Regions from separate parts of the Mus musculus genome. Here region 2 is linked to region 1. The links are chromatin loops, found by intact Hi-C in ENCODE. Cell type or tissue: left cerebral cortex. All regions are shown on one strand. Each heading gives the region's core, and the rest is flanking DNA. Links, peaks and the distances in the headings are about the cores only.

Region 1 (7,894 bases), core at 1,945-6,944:
CAATGTCTGGGATCCAACTCATGATCTTCTGGGCTTCTCCAAGGGCTTGGGTCACTTCTTCAGTCATGCCCTTTGTAGCACAGATGTCGTCCTCTAGGCTCCAGATGCCTGTACTCCACTACTGCTGCTGCTCTTGGTGGTCATCTCATGATAGTGGCATCTCCAAAACACTGCATGACCCCTTCAGTCCTGGGCTGTCAATTGCAATTGAGGCTGCACCTTCGCCAATGGCTTTCCATTGCCTGTCACAGTGCTGAGCCTCAGCTGCTGTGTGTGACCCCTTCACGCCTTCAAAACCAGTACCACCTGGGTGACCCTTACACATTACCAAGTACCACTGCAGCAGTGGTACAACCTTGGCTATCTTTGGAACACAGCCTCTTTGTGCTTTCAGAAAACACTTCCCAGATGTCACCTCGATGATACTGGTCTCTTCTTAATCACTGCTAATTTCTTAGCTCCAGCTAACCAGCATCAATAGTCCCAGTAATGCAAACTTTTTGCTTTAGTAGTTCTGGTATCTTGTTAATCACAGCTGATTTTTCAGGCCCAGCTAACCAGAACTACAGAATCTTCACAATCAAAACAGCAATGGCCCTGAAAAGAGTCTTTAATTTTCCCTCTGAAATTTCACAAGCTGTTGCGCGCGCTCAACTGGCCAGGAAGAACGACGCTGCTACAGGATCCTTCTGCACACGTTTATTCAGTCCTGTTTCTTCTTTCTCCATATCTCCCTTGTTTATATCTCCCTCCCTTGTTTTTATATCTCTCTTGTTTTTATATCTCCCTTGTTTTTATATCTCCCCCGAACCCTGGGCCTCTCACTCTTTTATACTCTCAGTTCACATCCACGCACAGCAGGCCACGCCACCTCACCAGGCACGCAGCTTCAGCTAATCAGGGCAGCAGGGGCAAATCTCCATCAAAATGGATTCACCTGTATCCTGGTACACCTGCGCAGCACTCAAGATGTTTGTGTCTTATATGAGGAAGTCAGGTGCAAGTCATATGACTTAGCTGCAGTCCCTGGCGCCTTTGGGACTGCCGCCACACCCGCTCCCCACAATTCCCCCTTTTTTCTTTTTTGGCAGAGAGAATGTCTGTAGATAGCCCCTCGCAACCATGCCCCTTACCTGTCTTTGGGAGACAAACAGCATTGGTTTGATCCCTGTCTTAGGTTGGTGACATGCCCAGGGAGTCTTATCACTGACTACCTCTCTATCATGCCAAGCCACACCTGGGGAGATTTTGTTTTGCTTGTGGCAGGTGCATCAAAAGGCCAGGATGTTAATTAACTTATGGCCAGATCTTAATTGCTGCAAGCAAGCCTCATGGGTGAAGGTAGAGGTCTGATCCCCAGTGTGCAAGCATAGGGGCCCTACACAAAACCATCCCTTAGGCTCATCACCCAGAGAGGTCTTGGCCAGCTCCCGTGTCGTTTTTCCTGGGGGAAGGGAACTAGGACACTGAACCTTCATGCAATCAGACATGCCTTCCACAGGATGCCAACAGCAAGCTATCCTCTGTGCAGTGCTTAGCCTCGCACCCCACGGCATAACGCAGCATAATTTCTTTTAGAGCGGCAAACCGAATCTGAGGAGATTGTCCCGCCTCCACTGCAGCAAAAGCCTACGCTACCATGGCAAAAGTGCGGACCCGCACACTCTGCACCTAACACATGTGCCAAACACACAACACGCACACACTATAACAAGCATACATCCCAGGGCTCTCATCCCCGCTCATCTTCCCTGAAGCAAGGGATAGATGGCCAGCGGGGCTATCTCTTTAAGGGGAATTCAGGGATCAAAAAGGCATAGAAAAATTTGAATGTCATGTTGAGCTGGTATCGGCTTCTGGAATACCGAAAGTATCTCTCATCTCGGCTCCATCCTTTGTGCTTGTGGGATCATCCACCACATCCACAGGGGCAACTGGATCAGGAGCCTCATTCTTGCAGCGTCTCACCAATCTCTCCGGCACCCAAAGAGGTTCCATCTGGTCCTGTGGAAACACACAAACAGACCCTCTTGCCCACATCAACACCTGATCTGGTCGATCCCAGGGGAGATGGACACAATACCTCGTGGTGATGAGACCATAACCTCAATCACCTGTGTGTTCATCTGGGGAGTCAATATGAGAGTCAAGTTTTCACTAGCTTCCCCTCTGTTGGGCAATGATTTCCGTGCCCTTATGGCAATCTGATTCACCTGCTCAAACACCTGCACTGGATATCCTGTCTGTTGTTGTGCAAATCGACCTTGATCAAGCAGCATATCTCTATCCCATGCAAATTTAGCTTGATCAGTGAAAATAGGACATCCCAGCAAGGAGAATCTATCCTCTTTCCAGACCTCCGGACAGAAGGTCTGCCCATAGATGGCTGACGAGGAGGCATAGGGAGGGGGAGCAGAAGCTAATTCACCTCCTCCTCCGCCTCGACTCTGTTGTCCTGTCCTTTCTGTCCACCTGATAACATTGTGTCTCCTTTCTTTTTCCTTTTTCTTTTTAAGCCCTTTTCCTCTTCTGACATACTTTCTTGTTGCTCTATAAGGATTTTCTGACCTGTCTTGACTGCCTCTACACACAGTTTCAAACAGTAACAGAGTCCATATATCAGAACAAACAAGACCAAAACTATCAGACCTACCCACAAAGGGTCAATGGGAGAAAAAAGCATAACTACACAGCGAGGATCTATTGATCACTACACTGAGGTTATCATAGTTCCTTAACTTGTCCCCAAACCGGGAACCTTAACTTGTCCCAAAACCAGGAACCTTAACTTGTCCCAAAGCCATGAACCTTTAGTTACCTTGTACCTGCTTCCTGGCAACGTTATATTCGCCTCTATTTTATCGGAGGTCCTTCCCAAACTCCTGGGTTACTTTGTGCCTACTTCCTGGCAACTTTATGCTTGCCTCTATTTTATCCGAGGTCCTTCCCAAACTCCTGGGTTACTTTGTGCCTACTTCCTGGCAACTTTATGCTCACCTCTATTTTATCGAGGTCCTTCCCAAACTCCTGGGGTCCCAAGTTTCACTCACTGTGAACTTACCCTGCCGGCAACCACTGACTGCTGAAAGTTCTGAACTCGGTGGGGGAGTCGGTTCCCCGTACGGGCCACCAATTGTCGCATCCGCTCTAGACCAGCAAGAACGACGCGACCACCAGTCCTTCTAACAGCAGTTTATTCAGTCCTCATCTTTCTTCTTTCTCTTCATCAGTACCGTTCCCCAGCTGAAGAGTTCTGAATCCACGCCGGATCCTTCTCAACAGTCTGTTTTACGGGAACACTTTATTAACCACTCCTTCCTCGTGATGCAGTTCTGAATCCTCCCTGTAGCAGGGGGTCTTCGCTCTTGCCTGAAGATGTTTCTTGTTCCCGGGTTTCGGCACCACTTGTTGCGCGCGCTCAACTGGCCAGGAAGAACGACGCTGCTACAGGATCCTTCTGCACACGTTTATTCAGTCCTGTTTCTTCTTTCTCCATATCTCCCTTGTTTATATCTCCCTCCCTTGTTTTTATATCTCTCTTGTTTTTATATCTCCCTTGTTTATATATCGCCCTCGTTTTTATATCTCCCTTGTTTTTATATCTCCCCCGAACCCTGGGCCTCTCACTCTTTTATACTCTCAGTTCACATCCACGCACAGCAGGCCACGCCACCTCACCAGGCACGCAGCTTCAGCTAATCAGGGCAGCAGGGGCAAATCTCCATCAAAATGGATTCACCTGTATCCTGGTACACCTGCGCAGCACTCAAGATGTTTGTGTCTTATATGAGGAAGTCAGGTGCAAGTCATATGACTTAGCTGCAGTCCCTGGCGCCTTTGGGACTGCCGCCACACCCGCTCCCCACAACAAGCCAGACCTCCATCTTCTGCACTGTTCTCAACATTATCTTCCAAGCTCTTACACAACATCTGATAGAGCTCTTCACAACGAATGAATTTCAAACCCAGAGTTCCAAAGTCCTACAACAATCCTCCCCAAAACATGGTCAGGTTGTCACAGGAATAGCCCACTATGCTGGTTCCAATTTGTCTTAGTCAGGGTTTCTATTCCAGCACAAACATCATGACCAAGAAGCAAATTGGGGAGGAAAGGGTTTATTCGGCTTACAATTGCATACTGCTGTTTATCACCAAGGAAGTCAGGACTGGAACTCAAAGCAGGTTAGGAAGCAGGAGCTGATGCAGAGGCCGTGGAGGGATGTTCTTTACTGGCTTGCCTCACCTGGCTTGCTCAGCCTGCTTTCTTATAGAACCAAGACTACCAGCCCAGAGATGGTCCCACACAAGGGTCCTTTCCTCCTTGATCACTAATTGAGAAAATGCCTTACAGTTGGATCTCATGGAGGCATTTCCTCAACTGAAGCTCCTTTCTCTGTGATAACACCAGCTGTGTCAAGTTGACACAAAACCAGCCAGTACACATACTTTAGCCTTGTTCCTCCTATTGGACTGTCTTTCCTCTATAGTATTTTCTGGGATCTTTCTCTGCTATGCTGTTTGCCTTTCTAACTTGCAAAGGCACTGGTATGTGAGGAACTGCAGTCTGCACTTCTCTTCCCTTATTTCAAATGCTGTGTTTTATTGGCAAGAGCCTCACCTGCAAAGATCCAGCATACCCCGCTGGCTCATTTCCTGCATTGATTTCTGTCCAGGAGCTTTCATGGAATTGTAATTTTTAATTGGATTTAGAAAGACAAAGAATAATCAAGTTGAAGGAGATGCATTTGATTGCTTCAAAATTCCCCTCTTACATTAAGGCTTGACTGCGTAATGAGGAAAAATATGGACAATGAGTAGAGGAAGGAACAGTGCAGAAAGAAAAGCAGTTTTCAAATCCACTCTGATTACAGTACCTTCCCATTCTCCTGGCTATAAGCTATCACTTTGTGATTTCAACCAAATGCCAAGGAGCTTGTTTGTCTCCAAAATTTTAGCAATATTTGTATGATGACTACATTTGTTTTATGTTACAAAATTTAAAAGTCATGTTTGGTGTTTCCCGGTATTTGAACAGGGTGTCTGACACATGCTTCAGCTCTTCCCTCAGTTCCATCATGACATATAAAATTTAACCTCTTTGATGTCCACTGTATAAGCGTATGAAATAACTCATGATTTATCCAAAATCTGTTTTAATTTATAAGATGAAGGCATTGTGTGAGCACACACACACACAAATGCACACATTAGACCAGTTTTATTGTGATTATTAAATTACATAGTTCCCAAATTCTTTGCCATACGGTTAACCTACAATTATTCACAAACAAGTTCATACACTTAAGAGAAACCATTAAACAATGGTCCAGCAAACCCTGATCAATGTGAAGGCTGTTTAATGCATCCAGACTTGTTAGATTAGCTTTCATCCGACTGTGACAACCAACAATGATGGAGAAACATACTTTGAAAACCTTCATTGAAAGATGTGATTATCCTTTAATGCCTACCTCAGAGGGCTTAATAGTATTATGTAGAGTTAGGGATTAAGTAGCATGGGGCATATAAAGCCTTGATATACAGAGTAGCTTTATTAAAATTTTAGAGACTTTTCTGATGTTATGATATCATGGCTTAAATCTAATAGACAGCTAAATAGAATAAAGGAAAAAAACCGACTGACAACATTTAGAGTTAATTAGATTCTGAGTATTTAATGGTACTGAATAAAAAACATCTATAATTTTCCTGAAAGTTATTGTGACAGATTTCAGTAATTGTAAATAACACTGGTGTTCACGCTCAAGACATTTTCCTGTCCAGAAAGTAAAGCTAAGCATTTTGTAATTTGGTGCCCTATTGTTCTGACATTTCCATGCCCAAAACACCTACTGTGAGATGCTTCTAGGACACAGTTAGCTTTGACATATTTTATGAAACACTAACTTATGAACATTGTTAGCACATTGTGAATAGAGATGTATCCTTTTTCTCAGGCCTTCATTTAGAGAATATTTTTCAATAGTTACTAAAGTATTTTGAGGAATATGTTCTGTCCACAAATAAACAGAAAAGTAAGAAGAACTGTTTATATTGTCATTATCTATCTACTGTGAGTTTTCCATTTAAAATAACTGACTGGAGAAAGGTCAATTTTAATGTGGCTATTTCCAACATTCCCTTATAAGTGCTGAGGTGCAAAGATGTATTCCGACAATTTGCCAGAGCTTCTAGTTATACACCATCAAATAAGGGTGCTAAAATAAGCTGTGGACACAGCTCTATTCTAGTAGATTCATTTGCATCCTGGGCATTCTCTAAGCCAACATCTGTGCATCAAGACCTGTGAAGCGGCTGGCATTTTACTCGACTGTAAAGCTAAGTTAGCCAGTGTGGTCTTATAGACATGACGCTTTTTTTTTTAGAAACAAAAGACACTACATTATTCATACCCAAAACAGCAACCAGCATTGACGTCAGCCACCCCAGTGAAATACCCACAGGATAGTAATGAGAAGGACCAGGAGCCGCCTACACATCCAGCAGACTGCATTAGATAAGAGGAACACTGAGCATATGGAATCCATATCTTTTATTGTGGCTAAATCTATCCTTTGGTCTGCTGGGAAATTAATGTCTCTGAGAAGACTGGGTCTCAGTTTGCAAGATGTGCAGAACTGTGAACCAGAGAGGATCTGCTTTCAAGATACCGTTTCCAGCTCTATGCACAAATCTTCTGAAGCTATCTTAGCCACTGCTTAGGTTCATGGGTCTAGCTTGGTATCTAAGAGAAAGTCAGCCCTATACTAGCTCTGATAGCAGTCATGGCTGGGAAAGAGCAGATGTGTGTGACTGACACGTTTTTCTGACGAGATGACTATCTAGATTCTTTACTTTGTGACTTCCAAGTATTGTTTAGTTCTTTCCCTTTCATAAGAAGTATTCACTTTTGATGTTTCTATTTCCCCTTGTGACTTTCACTGCTTTATTAAAAATAAATAATCTGTGCATGAGATCAGCCATGGGAACTCTAAAGCCTTCTCATGAAAAATTTAAAATTTCCTACTCTTGGTCTGGTACAGAGTGTATCTACAGTGATGTTAGTAATCTTTTAGACTTGATTAGTTACCAAGCTTAGCTCTTATTTAGATTTTTACAGAACTATTCAACAACTGCCTGTCTGCTCTTCCATCAGACATACAGAAATTGGAACAATAGAAAGCAGTATGTTTTATCATTTTTAGCACAGTAAAAACAATGGAAATTTATGACCCACTGTGCAGAACACAAGCACTAATGAAACCACAGCACAACGGATTGTGGTTCATGAGGCCATGGACATGCAATCTTTGATATGAGGTAGATGACATGTTTATTCCTAGGTAATGTCTAGAAACCAACCTCCATTTTTCCCTAGGCTAGACCACAAAGCGGGTATATTTCATGGGAACAGGGGCAAATCATTTTGGCTTTCTCTAGCACATGGAGGAGGTGTCCCAGTGAAACATAGCACCTCTAAGGCCTGTTGGAAGTCACAACACAAGCCTGTAGTTTTGAGCTTCTAATTTCTGTCAAAAGCCTGATCAAAGTTTTACCCTAAATATCATACCCATATACATACATATATATATACACACACATACACACACACACACACACACACACACACACACACACACACACACACATATATATATATATATATATATATATATATATATATATATATATATATACACATATACACATATACCTATACATATATATTATACATATATGCATGCAGCTGTGTCAGTTTTTGTCCTTTCACTCTTAACAGGAATATAAGTACTACTCTCCAGACCTCTCACCCCAGTGATTAAACCCCAGCCCTCACACATATGAAGAATGTACTTTAATACCAGGCAACATATTCAGTCCACCTACTTTGGAT
Region 2 (7,894 bases), core at 1,009-6,008, 310 kb before region 1:
TCTGGGTGCTGTGGTGTACATCTTTAATTCTAGCACTTAGGAGGCAGAGGCAGGCAGATATCTGTGAGTTGGAGGCCAGCCTGGTGTACAGAGGGACTTCCAGGACAGCTAGGGTCCAAGGAGAAACATTGTCTTGAAAAACCAGAACAAACAACAAACTAATATCCCACCAACAAAGTCAGTTTGAAATGTTAGTTTCCTACTTGGAACAAGGTTTTATTTTAATCATAATAGTACTTGACCAAGTTTTCAACTTTTCCTCTATAGTGAAACAGATTCAGATAGCTCCAGCTCCTCCTCTTCGTCGTCCTCTTCATCTTCATCCTGTGTATCATTTCCTCCTGTGTTGTCAGATGGAGATGAGGATTTTCAACTTGAGAAAGAAAATAAGAATTTTCCTCTTAAAACAAAAGATGAATTGCTTCTTAATGTAAGTACTTACATTGATTGTTCCGAAAATGTACCTCCTCTTGGCTTTTTGCATGTACCTCTGATGGGCTGCTTCTAACCCTGACACTTGATACTTAACTGTTGAAGCATTGGCTTCACTTTGGTGGCTTACTTGTTTTCAAATCTTTAGAATACTTTCTAGGCTGGATGTAGGACCACTAGCATGCATGAGAAACCTAAAGCTCTGTGTTCATTCTCTAGCACTACCAAAACAATGTGGAAAATACTGTACTGGCTTTTGTGTCATATTGTTTTGTGTCCTTTTCTGTCAACTTGACACAAGCTAGAATCATCAGAGAGGAAGGAGTCTTAGTTGAGGAAACTCCTCCATGAGACCCAGCTATAAGCATTTTTTTCAATTAATAGTCAGTTGGGGAGGACCCAGTCCATTGTGGGTGGTGCAATCCTTGGGTGTGTGATTCTGGGTTCTATAAGAAAATAGGCAGAGCCAGTCAAGGAAAGCAAGCTAGTAAGCAGCACCCCATCCATGGCTTCTGCTTCAGCTCCTTCCTCCAGGTTCCTGCCCTGTGTGAGTTCCTGTCCCGAAATGGTGTTAGGAAGTGTAAGCCCTTTCTCTCTGACTTGCTTTTGTCATGGTGATGGATGGAAGCAGTGGAAACCCTGACTAAGACAGTTCCTTTTGGAGTTCATGGCATTCCTTTTTTTTTTTTTTTTTGTTGCTGCTCTTGGCCCACAAGTCAGAAAGTTTCTTCCAAAGTAATTGAAACCTTTGAAATTCATTCCATTTAGAGAATTAGAATGCAAAATTCACTATGTTTATTAATTGTGTTGTAAGCTTTTTAGGTTACCTAGTCACTTGAAACCTTATATTCATTATTTTAAAACTCACAGTTGGGAAACAAGTAATATTGGCACCTCATTGAGATGGCTGGCATAACATTCTGTGGGATTATTTTATCTTACAGTGTGTAAATCTGTAGTTCCAGAGGATAGTCTCAGGTATTAGAGTCAGGCTAAATTGCTTGGATTTGGTCTAGTCTGTACATGAGTTATTATCAATACTTCTTAAAAGTTTGGTAATCATTACCTGTAATGAGTGTAAAAGACTAAATTGGTGACTAGTTTAAGATGAAACCTTAAGGCTGTGTATTTCTTGGCTGGATTCTACCAATATTACTTATTGTTCATAGTAAAGTATTTTGTTTTATGTAGGCTCAACATTGTAGGCTTTTGGATTAGTGTGCCATGGTTTATTTGTTATTAGTTCATGATGGGTTCTGGCAAACAAAGGCTCAGAATCAAGTATTTTCTAAAAAGTACAAGGAAACCTGGTGTTTGTTTTACCTGTATTCTGATGACCTTTCAGAAGTTCGCAGATTATAAAACCGGCAAGTAGGGAGATTTATCATATGGTTTGATTTGCCTTATTGAGTGAATTTTTAACATTGGGGGAGTCCTTTGAATTTAACACAAAGTCTTACTCTGTGTGTGTGTGGTGGAGGTTTCTAAATAGAATACTGTAGACATTGATGAGAAATGAGACCAGGTCTTTGGCCACACAGGCTTTGTTATTTGAGGACTGAGTTTATAACTGATTTTTGCATCTCCCTGGTACCATGAAGTAGTTGACCCTGATGACCCTAATGGTAGGTTCACCGGCAATGGTAGTAATGATTACAGGATGAATGTGAATAGGTGCCTTTTCTTTATTGGTTCTTTTAAGAAATTGTAACATACCTGTAACATTTGCCAGGTTCTTGATTGAAACAAAACCAACGAGTCCCTACTTTTTATCTAATGGAAAGATACTAAATAGAGCAAAGACAAATTTAATTGCTAGGAGTTCTGTGAATTTTTTTCCCTTATGAGTACATTGCTGTCCTTTAAAACTTAGAACAGTGACCAGTGTGTTCCTTTTTGTGACATTTCTAAGAGATTTTTTTTGAAAAAGATGTAAGAGGCACTGTGGTGGTTTGATTAGGAATGGCCCCATAGAGTCATGCGTTTGAATACTTGGCCCATAGGGAGTGCACTATTAGGTGTATGGACTTGTTGGAGGAAGTGTGTCACTTTGGAGGGTGTCTTTGAGGTCTCCTATATAAGCTCAAACAGCACCCAATGCAGAAAACAGGCTCCTCCTGTCTGCCTTTGGATCAAGATGTAGAATTCTCAGCTCACACTGTCATGCTGTGTGTCAGGATCGCAATCAAGTAAACCTCTGCGCCTGTGTAAGCCAGCCTAAATTAATGTTTTCTTTTATAAGAGTTGTCTTGGTCGTGTTGCCCTGCCTCAGCAATGAAACCCTAAGAGAGGCACTTACAGTTTTTAGTTAGTTTGGTGTTTTTAGTACATAATTTACGTATGTTTTATGTTCATTGGTGTTTGCCTACATGTATGTCTGTTTGGGGGAATCAGAAGCCCTGGAACTGGAGTTGCAGACAGGTGTGAGCTGCCATGTCCGTGCTGGGAATTGAATCCAGGTCCTCTGGAAGAGCACCCAGTGCTCTTAACCATCTCTTCAGCCCTTATTTACTGCCCCTATTTATTTAGGTTTTTGAGACAGGGTTTCTCTACATACCCTTGGACTGTCCTGGAATTTATTATGTAGACCAGGCTGGCCTCAAACTCATAGAGATCTGCCTGTCTCTGCTTACTGAGTTCTCAGATTAAAAGTACACTCACATCATATCCAGCAAGTTTTTAATTTTAAAATGAATGGATTTTTTATTGGATATTAACATATATTTACATGAATAGCATTAAGAAGGAAAAAATACTGCTTGCTGCTTTGTTGCTAGAGGTAGTGGAGAGAGACATTATAATTTTCTGGTTTGCCCTAAATCTCTAACTCTGTAAGGATCTATTAATGACTCTGAAAGGATTAAAAAGTTCAAGACAGGAGAGTATCTTGAGGGGGAAAAAAATTAGAGAAAATGAGTAGCTGAATTCCAAGGATGATAAGACCTCAGCATCTTTCCTGCTCTGCCTGCCTCTGTATTCTTCTGTAAGGGTGGCAGTTTGTCCACCAATATGCATTTTTTTAATGAGGGATTAAAACAGCTATGTACACCTGGTTACACAGTCTTGAACGAATAATGGAGTCAATGGAATGCATATTGAGTTTGCTTGGACATGAGTCTCATGGTCATCCCTGTTTGTGTGGGTAAGTCTGTAGGAGGTGAGAATGTAGGAAAGTGAAAACTTGAGAGGTGTGTGGGCTCCTAGTGGTCGTGGGAGTGCCTGTGAGCCGCTTGGCAGGAGGGGAGTGTGAATGTGTGTAGTGACAGTTTTGGAGTTTTGGTTTCTTTAAAAAAAAAACAACACAGAAATATTATAATAATGTGTTTTCATTCTAATCCCAGGTGTGGGATATGGTGCTGTTAAAGATTCTCCACAGCAGTTGACTGGGATTTGCCTTGTGCTCTGGCTGGGAGTTGAGGCATGATTTTGCCAGGTACAGAGGGTATATAAATGCTAGAGCCACTAGAGGTGGACTGGGTTATTCATTGTCGTGTGTTAAGAAGAAACCAGATATCCTGACAGTGAAGATCAAACTTGCCCCAAGGAACTCGAGGCCCCTAATTACCAGGAAATAGCCTAAATATAACATTGCCTCCTTTCTGACCCTTGATTTCATTCAGGGATCTTTTACCTTTTTTTTTTCCTCTCTTTTTCCATCTTTTCTAGTATTAGGGGATTGAAAGGGTGGAAGAAAAGCAATGAAGGGTAGAAGAAAAAAGAACCCACAAAGTAGCAACAGGCAGTTACACGTGTGTATTTGGAGGAGAGTGGGTATTGGGTTATTGGGATAGTTTTCTGACAAGTAAGGGATACTGAGCTCTTGGAGTGTCAGTGTTAACTGGTAGATGCAAGTACTTGGAAGTGATTGTGATGCTAAACTAAGGATGGAATTAGTGTTGTTAGACTTGACTTACCAAAGAGAACTGAAAGATTTATTGTAAACTTGAGTTGGAAAGCCACGGGAATAGCCTAAGGCAGCTATTAATTAGGCCATTATTTCTGTGCCTCTTGGATATTCTTTTATCTTCAACGGAAGGTGTGTGATTTTGTCTTTCCATATTGCCTTCCTGTGCTCACCTTTGGATTGAACGTTCATCATAGCTTTATGGATGCCTCTATCCCTGGCTCTAAATGTGGCATTTTCTTGTTAATTGGCTAATGTTTTGTTTCTTTAATTTTGGGCCAAAACATTATGTTTTTGCTTTTGTTTAATAAGTAGCAATCTATTGTTCTGGGAAGTGTTCCCTCTTTGCTCTAACTATATGCTGTAGACTGTGAACTCTTCCGCAGTGTTAGCATGTCTCAGTGTGGAGAGCTTGATATAAGCAGTTGATTAATTTCATATCTAATGAAATTGAGAAAAAAATTAGTTGTGTTTGCTAAATGCTCTAAACAGTTAATGAATGGCAGCTTTCAGTTTTGGGTGTTAGGAATGTCTGGATCATGGGCATGCCCAGTTTAGTGCAATTTTATGTCCTATTTGCTTTTAAAGTGTTCATCTTTGAGGAGTGATCTCTTCACATTTGCAGAACATCCTCTTCCCTTCAGGCTGCTTTCAAGCAAGAATGCTGTCTCTGCCTCCTTAAGTCTTTTTCCTATTGTTTGAAAACTAGAGCTCAGTTATCTGGCTATAGGTTGAGCACCCTTAATGTTAACCATAGAGGAACTGAAAAGGGAACCCTAATTGGCCCTGTTGATGATGTCATAATTACAGGCTCTGATGTGTGATTTGACTCATTGCATTTCTTCAGCATATACCTTAGAATATGGAGAGGTTGCTGCAGAACCTGCACAAATGTAAACCAGCATATGCATTGTAGCCTTATGTAGCTGCCAGCAGCTGTGGGGTGGGTTCCTGGGTTCCTGAAAGGAAAGATGGGGTTTGGATGGGAAAGGTGGCAAGAGAAATAACAAGACCAAGACAAGTTTCTGATCAAGGCCTAATGTTTACTTATGAGTCTGAGCTTATAAAGGGAGGTTACCCATCCCCCACCACACCATCTCTTTGCTTTGTCAGGATTTCTGCTTTGTCAGGACAGTGTCAGGAGAACCGGTTCAGCCTCTCACCAGGTAGTGGCCCCTTGGAAACTGCAGTTGTGGCAGGACAATAGACTTTATCTAGGTGGAAAGAGTCCACCCTAGGTGGGCTAGCAACTGTGGCAAGCCAGGTCTGAGCCAGCCTGCTGAAGGCTGGGGGGAGGAGACAGCTTTAGAGTCAGGTTAAGCCCCACAGCATTGATTGTGTGTCACTGAAATAGAAAATTAAGATTCTTTTTGAAAATTTTTTCCAGAAACTTCTACTCTTAAGTCTTCATTCAAATCAATCAAATGTAATTGAAAATGTAAATTAATAAAAACAATAGGGATGCCAATGTTTCAAGCTATGAACTAGAAATAAATTTTATACCTGGTTGCTTATTTTCTTATCTGGAAATTGTGAATTTAATGCTTATGTGCAGTATTCAGTAGGGATAATCATGTATGTTCATGCATATGGTGCAGCATGACCAGAAAATGTTAAATGTTGGTCAGCAGTTGATGAGAAATTTAACTTTCTCACCAAGATTGCCTTCATTTATTTATTTATTTATTTATTTATTTCTTCATTCATCCATTTATTTATTTAGAGATGTACTTTGTATTTAGGTTGAGGACACATATTCACCCAATTTTGCTAGATCATCATGCAGCCATGTCTAAAACATCTTCACATGAAGGAAAGAAATACCTGGGCTACTTCAGGTGGTTAGAACTATTTCACACCGGCCTGATGTCTCAACTCCTGTGAAATTGTACTGTGGTCTACACTAATCATTCTTAAGTTAATATGTGTTTTCCAGAGTCCGACTTAATTATCATTTTCTCCTAAATATAGGGAAAAGCTTCTTTAAGTTTACGATTCTGGGTAGATTTGGAATTTACTACAATCTAGCCTGGATACTAATGAAACTTGTCACAGTGCCTGATATTTAGCAGTGTCTTATAGACTCAGAGGAAGATGATATTTCATTAGTATTTGATGTTATGCAGTAGTCAGAATTTTTTAAAGGAAGAATATGTCTTTCACTGTACAGGTGGTTCCATATAGCCCATATGCAGCATGCTGGAGATGTACTGTGATAAAGCACCTGCTTCAGCACCCACAGGGTCCTGGGCTCTAGTACCACACGTAGTTATTCAAGGCAGTAAAATGAATGATTTGCTAAGCGTCCAATGAAGGTTTTTATGTACTATAGCATCCTTTCATTTCCAGTGTATGTACATGCTTATGAATATAATTATATGGAACCATTCCATGTTCTTACTTTACCTGACATGTTTGTCTAGCTAAAGTGTGAGGATACATTTAAGTTGAAAGAGTAATAGAATTAGTGACAGTTTCAGAGGGGTGCTGTGTGGTAAGCAGTAGGCCTATATAGAAAGAGAAGGCAACTTGCCTTGCTGTGTCAGGTGTCAGGGCTGAACACACTACCCAAGACAGGGTGATTCTACCCATTGCAGTTGTAGTCTCAGTCACTGGGAACTCACAAATGACCATTTGTTCCTTTCTCATCCGCACAGCTGATGTTGGTAGTTCTAAACTGAGTTGTTTTTTTAAAGACACCTTTAAACATTTTAGATACGTGATGTGAGGCAGTCATTGTACCTTTTCTCTTAGTTTTATGTAAGATCTTAAATGATATGTACAGTCTCAGGTAACCAGAGATAATGCTTAGAGTTTGTTTTAAGATTTTTTTCCATAGGTACCATCTTCCCAGCATTCACTTGGCTCACTTCCCACCTTTACATGTTACGTCATTTTCCATATAAATAAGGCGAACACCCCTTCCTCAGTCTTTCTCCCCCTCTTCTCTCTCTGCCACTACTTTGTTTGTCTCTCCTTCCAATAAAACCTCTTCCACGTGGGGAAAAAAAAGATTTTTTTTCATACTGAAATATAATTTTAATTAAGTTTTATAGTTGAGTTTTGAGTCTTTCTTTCGCAGAGTTTTTGTGTTTTTGTTTTTTGTTTTTGTTTGTTTGCTGTCTGTTTCTGAGGCAGCGGCTCATTATGTAGCTCTGACTGGCCTCTGGCCTTGAACTCTCAGATCTGCTTCTCCCTGAGATTAAAGGTGCCCACTCTTGAACTTTGATTTTGTTGACAGTCATTTTAGAGAAAAATAGAATGAAAACATAATCATTGGAAAAGGAAAAAAATACATTTCAAAGAATCATTGCCATTTTTAGGTGTAACTATTTAATGGCTGGCCTGAGACTGTTCGATATCATATAACAGTAATTAGTAAGGGTGCTAATTATGCAATCAGTACACAGATGGCTGAGTTCTACAGAAATCGGTGAAGCTTCTCCTGGAGAAGTTGAAAAATTATTAATGAAATATTAAATATGGTCATAGATGCCACAAATTATACAGACCTAATCCATTCTTTTTTTTTCAATATGTTTTACCAGATAATAGGAA

Evidence for each region. Hi-C counts contacts between places; a loop is a spot of excess contacts. Peaks named below come from ENCODE experiments on the same cell type or tissue, not always from the same donor. Only the 100,000 strongest peaks of a DNase experiment are listed, where the experiment ranks them.
Region 2: a loop joins it to region 1, with 3 times the contacts of the local background. A loop is called at or near these places in 2 of 42 quality-filtered maps.

What each region holds. Positions count from the first base shown.
Region 1 is chr8:67,175,533-67,183,426 of GRCm38, forward strand. No RefSeq gene overlaps it. Among named protein-coding and RNA genes, the nearest start is that of Gm24274, 34 kb to the right of the region's middle. In left cerebral cortex, for the core only: no CTCF peak of the experiment used is centred there; DNase peaks (open chromatin) are centred at 4,651 and 6,401; H3K27ac peaks cover 779 bases.
Region 2 is chr8:66,864,271-66,872,164 of GRCm38, forward strand. Naf1 (nuclear assembly factor 1 ribonucleoprotein) reads left to right here. Exons shown (of 8, transcript NM_001163564.1): 2 at 268-430. Among named protein-coding and RNA genes, the nearest start is that of Naf1, 8.0 kb to the left of the region's middle. In left cerebral cortex, for the core only: no CTCF peak of the experiment used is centred there; a DNase peak (open chromatin) is centred at 3,607.